2 separate regions of the Homo sapiens genome follow, and region 2 is linked to region 1. The links are chromatin loops, found by intact Hi-C in ENCODE. Cell type or tissue: PC-3. All regions are shown on one strand.

Evidence for each region. Peaks named below come from ENCODE experiments on the same cell type or tissue, not always from the same donor. Only the 100,000 strongest peaks of a DNase experiment are listed, where the experiment ranks them.
Region 2: a loop joins it to region 1, with 6 times the contacts of the local background. A loop is called at or near these places in 1 of 110 quality-filtered maps.

Annotation. Positions count from the first base shown.
Region 1 is chr9:131,984,368-131,988,367 of GRCh38, forward strand. All of the region lies in intron 3 of MED27 (mediator complex subunit 27), which reads right to left. Among named protein-coding and RNA genes, the nearest start is that of MED27, 93 kb to the right of the region's middle. In PC-3, no CTCF peak of the experiment used is centred here; DNase peaks (open chromatin) are centred at 1,924, 2,474 and 2,924; H3K4me3 peaks cover 1,555 bases; H3K27ac peaks cover 4,000 bases.
Region 2 is chr9:132,092,742-132,096,741 of GRCh38, forward strand. No RefSeq gene overlaps it. Among named protein-coding and RNA genes, the nearest start is that of MED27, 15 kb to the left of the region's middle. In PC-3, no CTCF peak of the experiment used is centred here; a DNase peak (open chromatin) is centred at 1,940; H3K27ac peaks cover 2,117 bases.

The DNA.
Region 1 (4,000 bases):
AGTGCCTGCCATTTAGCAGGCACTCAGATGACTATGAACTCAAGATCGACTTGTTTGCCAGGCACTGTTCTAGGCACTGGGGTTACAGCAGTCACCAGAACAAACAGGGTCCCTCCTTCACAGGGATTTGGGCCAAATAACAAAACAAAACACAACATAATACACCCATAAGAGAACAGCGGAACAGAGCGCTACAGAGATCTTAAAAAGGTGTATGATACAAAGTGACTGGGGAAGCTACTTTAGATTGGGTAGTCAGGGAAGGTCCCTCTGAGGAGGTGTCATTTCAGCTAAAAACTACAATAAGGAGAAAGTATTTAAATCTTCCACATGCTTCTCTGATTTTCCATCTTGCTGGTCTGCTGTGAACTCCTGAGGTGAGTCACAGTCCCTGTTTCTCCTGGCGCTTCCTGACATTTATACATTTATGCTGGTATTTTGAGCCTGGGACTGACCTGTTATGGCCTCACTGTGGACTTACATTCTGTCCTTATAAAGCTTCTCTTTGCAGCCATTTATACCATATGCCTTGAGCTCAACCTTATCTAGTATTTCTATTACAAGTCCAGTTTTCTTTTAGTTAGAAATACAGGATCTGTCTTTGTCTAACAGCTGTTTTATGTTGTACATAGCAGGGTTTAATTTTGGGGACAATCTGAGTCTTTTTCCTGTAGTAGATATTTATCTCATTGGTATTTATTGATATTGCAGGTGTGTGGCCTAATTTGGTGGTCTTATGAGACTGTTTTGTTTTATCTTCTTTTATGTCTTATTTCATGTGTCCTGCTCTGGATGCTTGCTTTGGTTCTTTGCCTTTTGCTTTGCGGACTCTAAGTCTTTACTGTTTTCTTCAAGACTCTGGCATCCCCTTTCTTTTTAGTGCTTTTTAAGAATTTTCTTTCAAATTTTACATAATACACTAAAACCTCTATTTCTTAATGTTTAGATATATCTCCTGCTCCCAAATAAGATGAGAAAATTTGTCATCCCAATCTCCTCATTCTATGTGCTTTGTGAATATTTTTGCATTCCCATGTTTTATAACACAGTCAAGTGTCGCATAACAGTGTTTTGGTGAGACCGCATATATGACAGTGGTCCCATAAGATTATAATGAAGCTGGAAAATTCCTATCACATAGTAGCCATGGTAAAGTCACAGCACAACACATTACTCATGTGTTTGTGTTTAAGCTGGTGTCAACAAACCTACTGCACTGCCTGTCACATAGAAGCACAGCCTATACAATTATGTATAGTACAGAGTGCTTGATAATGATAATAAATGACTGTTACTGGTTTATGAATTTACTGTACTATAATTTTAATTGTTTTTTTTTTTTAGCATATACTACTTCTACTTATTAAAAACAGTTGACTGTAAAACATCCTCAGGCAGGTCCTTCAGGAGGGATCCAGAAGAAGGCATTGTTATCATAGGAGATGACAGCTCTGTGTGTTACTGCCTTTGAAGACCTTCCACTGGGACAAAATGTGAAGGTGGAAGACTCTGATACAGATGATCCTGACCCTGTGTAGGCCTAGGCTAATGTGTGCATTTGTGTCTTTGGTTTTAGCAAAAAAGTTTAAAAAGTAAGAAAAAAATAAATAAAATAAAACAAAAATAAAAAATAGAAAAAAGCTTTACAGAATAAGAATATAAAGAAAATCCTTTTGTACAGTTGTACAATGTATTTGTTTTAAGGTAAACGTCATAACAAAAGAATCAAAAAGTTAACAAAATGTAAAAGTTTATAAAGTGAAAAAGTAAGGCTAATTTATTACGGAAGAAAAAATGTTCTTACAGATTTAGTGTAGCTTGAGTGTACAGTGTCTGTAAAGTCTACAGCAGTGTATAGTAATGCCCTACACCTTCACATTCACTCACCATGGCTCACTGACTCACCCAGAGCAACCTGTAGTCCTGCAAGCTCCATGCATGGTGAAGTTCCTGTCCGGGTGTACCATTTTTTATCTTTCTTTTTGGTTTGTTTGTTATAGAGGCAGGGTCTTGCTATGTCGCCCAGGCTGGTTTTGAATTCCTGGCCTCAGGTAATCTTCCCACCTCAGCCTCCCAAGTACTGGGATTACAGGCATGAGCCACTGCACACAGCTCCATTTTTTTTTACCTTTCATACAGTATTTTTACTATACATTTACTATGCTTAGGTATGTTTAGATACATAAATACTTACCATTGTCTTACACTGCCTTTAGTACTCACTATGGTACCATGCTGTAGAGGTTTGTAGCCTAGGAGTAACAGGCTACACCTTATAGCCTAGGTGTGCCGTGGGTTCTACCATTTAGGTTTTTGTAAATATATGTTTGCACAATGATGGAAGAGCCTAATGATGCATGACTGTATTTACCTTCTGAAATATTATTCCTGACAATTACTTGGCCTTGGCTGTTTATTTAAACAGACCACTCACTTCACCATTTCTCATCAGAATGTAAGCTAATGAATCGTTACATCCCCAGTGTCTCAAACAGGGTTTGGCACGTAACAGGCAGTCAATAAATATTTGCTGAATGAATGAACTGACTTCGTTGATCCCTTGACTCACTGCATTTTGTCACTGAGTAGTTTTTTAAAGAAAGACTCATGGGCCTTTCCTTGAGTTCATGGATTTTTTTTTTTTTTTTTTTTTTTTTTTTTTTAGAATACTACTATCTTTCTACATAACTTGGTTCAGTATAAAATTATTGGGTCAAACTTTCCCCCAAATTTTGCACTGCTCCACTGCCTCCTGGTATTAAATGACAGCTGTGGAACTGTAATCTTCTGTGATAACTTCCCTTGCTGCACGTTCTCAAAGAGGTTAAGTCCCTTCCTGTGACTGACTAATGCTGGTGCATCTTTTACTAGTTTTAACTTCTTTTTTGTTTCTTTTACTAAGTGTATGAACAGGAAGATTTCAGAATCTGGGGTAACTCTGCCATCTAACATAAAGCCTCCAGAGTATCTGTAGATGTGGAGATGAGAAGGGTCAGAAGTCTCATGCGATGTGGTGTGTCCCTAAAGTAGCAAAGCGGAGTCATTTACTCAATGCGGGGAGGGGGAGCGGTGGGAATGTGGACAAGCAGGATCTTGAGCTCTTTCCAAAGCTGCATAAAACTGAGAGAAACTTCATTCTAAATAGAGTCTGTCTTAAAGAAATCACTACCTCCCACTAAATAATCACACCTGGCAATGCAAGAGATCAAACGGTTATTCAAATGATATTAAGTCAGTCTTTAAGGTATTTCAAAGGCATTCTTATTTTCTTGCAAATTTCCTCAATTTTCTGTCTCCTCTTGCTTTCTATTTACATTATCTTAGCTGTCAGGAGGACAATATTTTGACGCAATAACAGGCAATTAAAATGCTATGGGCAGTCATGAAGAATTATGCGTGAAACTGGTCCTCTCCCTGCTGGAATGGGTACAAGAAAACCTCATTAATTCTACTGGGGCAGTGGGGAAAGCAGTCAAGTAGGAATCAGGACACTGGGGATGGCCCCCGGTTCCTCTCTTAGTTGGGGCGGCTGGCCCTCCCTGGGCCTCAGAGTCTCCAGTTCCACAAAGAGAGTGTGCTCCAAGGTCCAATGCAGCAAAAACTGTCTGAAAAAGCCACAGTCTGTGTCCATTAAGACAAGGACTGGTTTAGGCGATTTTTAGGTTTACAGTTTTTAAAAATGTGAGCTACAAAAATCATTTCCGTAAATACAACAGTCAATAAGTAAAATCATGGTATTAAAAACCTAAAATTGTGAGCTCTTTTGCCTTTTTCAAAATTTCCTATAGCATAGTGGCTACTCAATCTTTTTAATTTCAGAAAACAACATGATATTGAGAAATAGTTTTTGTTAGCTACTTAGCCATGCTTGTCTACAAAGGAATAGTTATTAATGTATCAGTGGTACCTATTCATTAAAGGAGCCATTTATTCTGGCTCTTGCCATTTGAAAAAATAAAAAAAAAGAAGCCATTTATAGCTGACCCTTGAACAACGAGGG
Region 2 (4,000 bases), 110 kb after region 1:
AGGACATTATATAAACTTTTTTTAAAGTTTGTAAGATAATAAGAGAAACTTGAATATGTTTTGTATGTGTGTGGGTTTTTTTGTTTTTGAGACAGGGTCTCAGGCTGCCACCCAGGCTGGAGTGCAGTGGCTTGATCACTGCTCACTGCAAACTCTGTCTCCCAGGCTCAAGTGATCCTCCCACCTCAGCCTCCCGAGTAGCTGGGATTACAGGCGTGTGCCACCACACCAGGATAATTTTTGTATGTTTTGTAGAGACAGAGTTTTGCCCTGTTACCCAGGCTGGTCTCAAACTTCTGAGCTCAAGCAATCTACCTGCCTCGGCCTCTCATGCCTGGGATTACCATGCCCAGACATGTGTGTGTTTTTAAAGAGTCCTCTTTCAGAAGTACATACTGAGATATTGATGGGTAAGATTATATGTTATATGGAGGAGCAGAGGTAGATGGGGGAAGGTGAAATCAGATTGGCTATCAGCTGAGAATTATTGAGACTGGGATTCATTCTACTGTTCACTCAACTTATGTTTGATAGTTTGATAGTTTCCATAATGAAAAGTTTAGAGATTTTTTATTTTTTATTTTTGTTTTTAGGTACGTTATGTGGGTACTCAACATGCCATGAGTTTTTCAGATCCTAAGTTGTTATTTTGGGAATTTCTTGGTTCTTTATTTTGTTGTTAGAAATGAGGTCTCCCTCTGTTGCCCACAAGTGCAGTGGCACGATCATAGCTCACTACAACCTCAACCTCCTGGGCTCAAGCGATCCTCCCAACTAGCTGGGAGACAGGTGTGTGCCACCGTGCCCAGCTCAGGAATTTGTTGGTTATGGTGACTGCCTGGTAGAAATAAACAGGCCGTGCGGACTCTTGGGCACCATAAGCAACCTGTCCACTGTCCACTGTCCAATGTGATGGTCACTGCTGGAAAGGATGAAGATAACATGATACTACTAGCAATCACTTTACTTCCTCTGCATAGTATCAACAGGAAAATGACTTCTGTTTTTATCTTTGCCCAAAACATTGATGTCTTGTGTTATTTGCACTGGGAGGAGATAGTTGAAGTCTGTCAAAATGGTAGTTCATTCTATTCAACTGCTTGATTTGTGTGTGTGTGTGTGTGTGTGTGTGTGTGTTTTCATAACAGATGTAAATATGTAAAAGCTACCTATGGTAATCACTTTTATCAATTGTTTAATTACTTAAAGGTGAAGACTAATTTTTTAGAAAAATAACAGCTACATTGAGCTATAATTTACATACTATAAAATTTACCCTTTTAAAGTGTGCATACTTTATATATCCACAAAGTTGAGCAGCCATCACCATTATCCAATTCCAGAACACTTTCTGTCCCTCTCAGTCTCTGGAAACCACTTTTGGTCTCTATGGATTTGCCCATTCTGCAAAATTCATGTAAATGGAATCATACGATATGTGGTCTTCTGTGTCTGGCTTCTTTTACTTAAAATAATGGGTTTTTAAAAGTTTCATCCACGTTGTAACATGTATCAGAATTTTATTCCTTTTTATGGACAAAAAAAGTGGATAGACCACATTTTGTTTTTCCATTCAACAGTTGATGGGCATTTGGGTCATTTCCAATTTTTTGACTATTATGAATAATGCTGCTGTGAACATTTGTGTATAAGTTATTGTGTGGACATATGTTTCCAATTCTCTTGGATATTTATCTAGGAGTGGAATTGTTGGGTCATATGGTAACTCTGCTTACATTTCTGAGAAACTGCCAAACTGTTTTTCACAGTGGCTGCACCATTTTTTATTTCCACCAGCAATATATGAGGGTTCTTATTTCTCCACATCCTCATAGACACTTTTTATTATCTGCCTTTTTGATTATAGCCATTCTTGTGTGTGTGTACTGGAATCTCATTGTGGTTTTGATTTGCGTTTCTCTAATGACTAACATATTAGTCAGGGTTCTCTAGAGGGACAGAATTAATAGGATAGATGTATATATGAAAGGGAGTTTATTAAGGAGAATTGACTCACACCATCACAAGGTGAAGTCCCACGATAGTCCATCTGCAAGCTGAGGAGCAAGAATGCCAGTAGTGGCTCAGTCTGAATCCCTAAACCTTAAAAGTAGGGAAGCCAAAAATGTGACCTTCATTCTGTGGCTGAAGACTGGAGAGCCCCTGGCAAACCACGGTGTAAGTCCAAGAGCCCAAAAGGTGAAGAACTTTGAGTCTGATATTGGAGGGCAGGAAGCACCCAGCACGGGAGAAAGATGAAGGCCAGAAGACTCAGCAAGTCTGCTCATTCCACCTTCTTCTGCCTGCTTTCCTTTTTAAAAATTTTTTATTTCCATAGGGTTTTGGGGAACAGGTGGTATTTGGTTATATGAGTAAGTTCTTTAGTGGTGATTTGTGAGATTTTTGTGCACCCATCACCCGAGCAGTATATGCTGAACCCAATTTGTAGTTTTTTATCCCTCATCCCCCTCCCATCCTTTTCCCCAAGTCCCCAAAGTCCATTGTATCATTCGTATGCATTTGGATCCTCATAGCTTAGCTCCCACTTTGGAGTGAGAACATACGATGTTTGGTTATCCATTCCTGAGTTACTTCACTTAGAATAATAGTCTCCAGTTCCATCCAGGTTGCTGTGAATGCCATTAAGTCATTCCTTTTTATGGCTGAGTAGTATTCCATCATATATATATATATATATATATATATATATATATATATATATATATATATGTATATATGTGTACATATATATACATACATATATGTGTACATATATATGTATATATGTATATATGTGTGTGTGTATATGTATGTATGTGTATATATATATATAACATTTTCTTTATCCACTCATTGATTGATGGGCATTTGGGCTGGTTCCATATCCTGGCAATTGCAAATTGTGCTGCTATAAACATGCATGTGCAAGTATCTTTTTTATATAATGACTTCTTTTCCTCTGGGTAGATACCCAGTAGTGGGATTGCTGGGATTGCTTGGTCAAATGGTAGTTCTACTTTCAGTTCTTTAAGGAATCTCCACACTGTTTTCCACAGTGGTTGTACTAGTTTACATTCCCATCAGCAGTGTAGAAGTGTTCCCTTTTCACTGCATCCATGCCAACATCTATTTATTTTTATTTTTTTATTATGGCCATTCTTGCAGGAGTAAGGTGGTATCACATTGTGGTTTTGATTTGCATTTCCCTGATCATTAGTGATGTTGAGCAGTTTTTCATATGTTTGTTGGCCATTTGCATATCTTCTTTTGAGAATTGTCTATTCATGTCCTGAGCCCACTTTTTGATGGGACTGTTTGTTTTTTTCCTGCTAATTTGTTTGAGCTCCTTGTAGATTCCGGATATTAGTCCTTTGTTGAAGGTATAGATTGTGAAGATTTTCTCCCACTCTGTGGGTTGTTTGTTTGCTCTGCTGACTGTGCAGGAGCTCTTTAGTTTAATTAAGTCCCACCTATTTATCTTTGTTCTTGTTGCATTTGCTTTTGAGTTCTTGGTCATGAATTCTTTGCCTAAGCCAATGTCTAGAAGGGTTTTTCCAATGTTATCTTCCAGAATTTTTATAGTTTCAGGTCTTAGATTTAAGTCCTTGATCCATCTTGAGTTGATTTTTGTATAGGGTGAGAGATGAGGATCCAGTTTCATTCTCCCCCATGTGGCTTGCCAATTATCCCAGCACCATTTGTTGGATAGGATGTCTTTCCTCACTTTATGTTTTTGTTTGCTTTGTTGAAGATGAGTTGGCTGTACATTTTTGGGTTTATTTCTGGGTTCTCTATTCTGTTCTGCCTGCTTTTTCTAGCCACACTGGCAGCCAACTGGATGGTGCCTACCCAGTCTGAGGGTGGGTCTGCCTCTCCCATTCCACTGACTCAAGTGTTAATCTCCTCTGGCAACACCCAGAAACAATACTTTGCATCCTTCAATTCAATCAAGTCGACACTTAATATTAACCACCACAACTAATGATGCCAAGTATCTTTT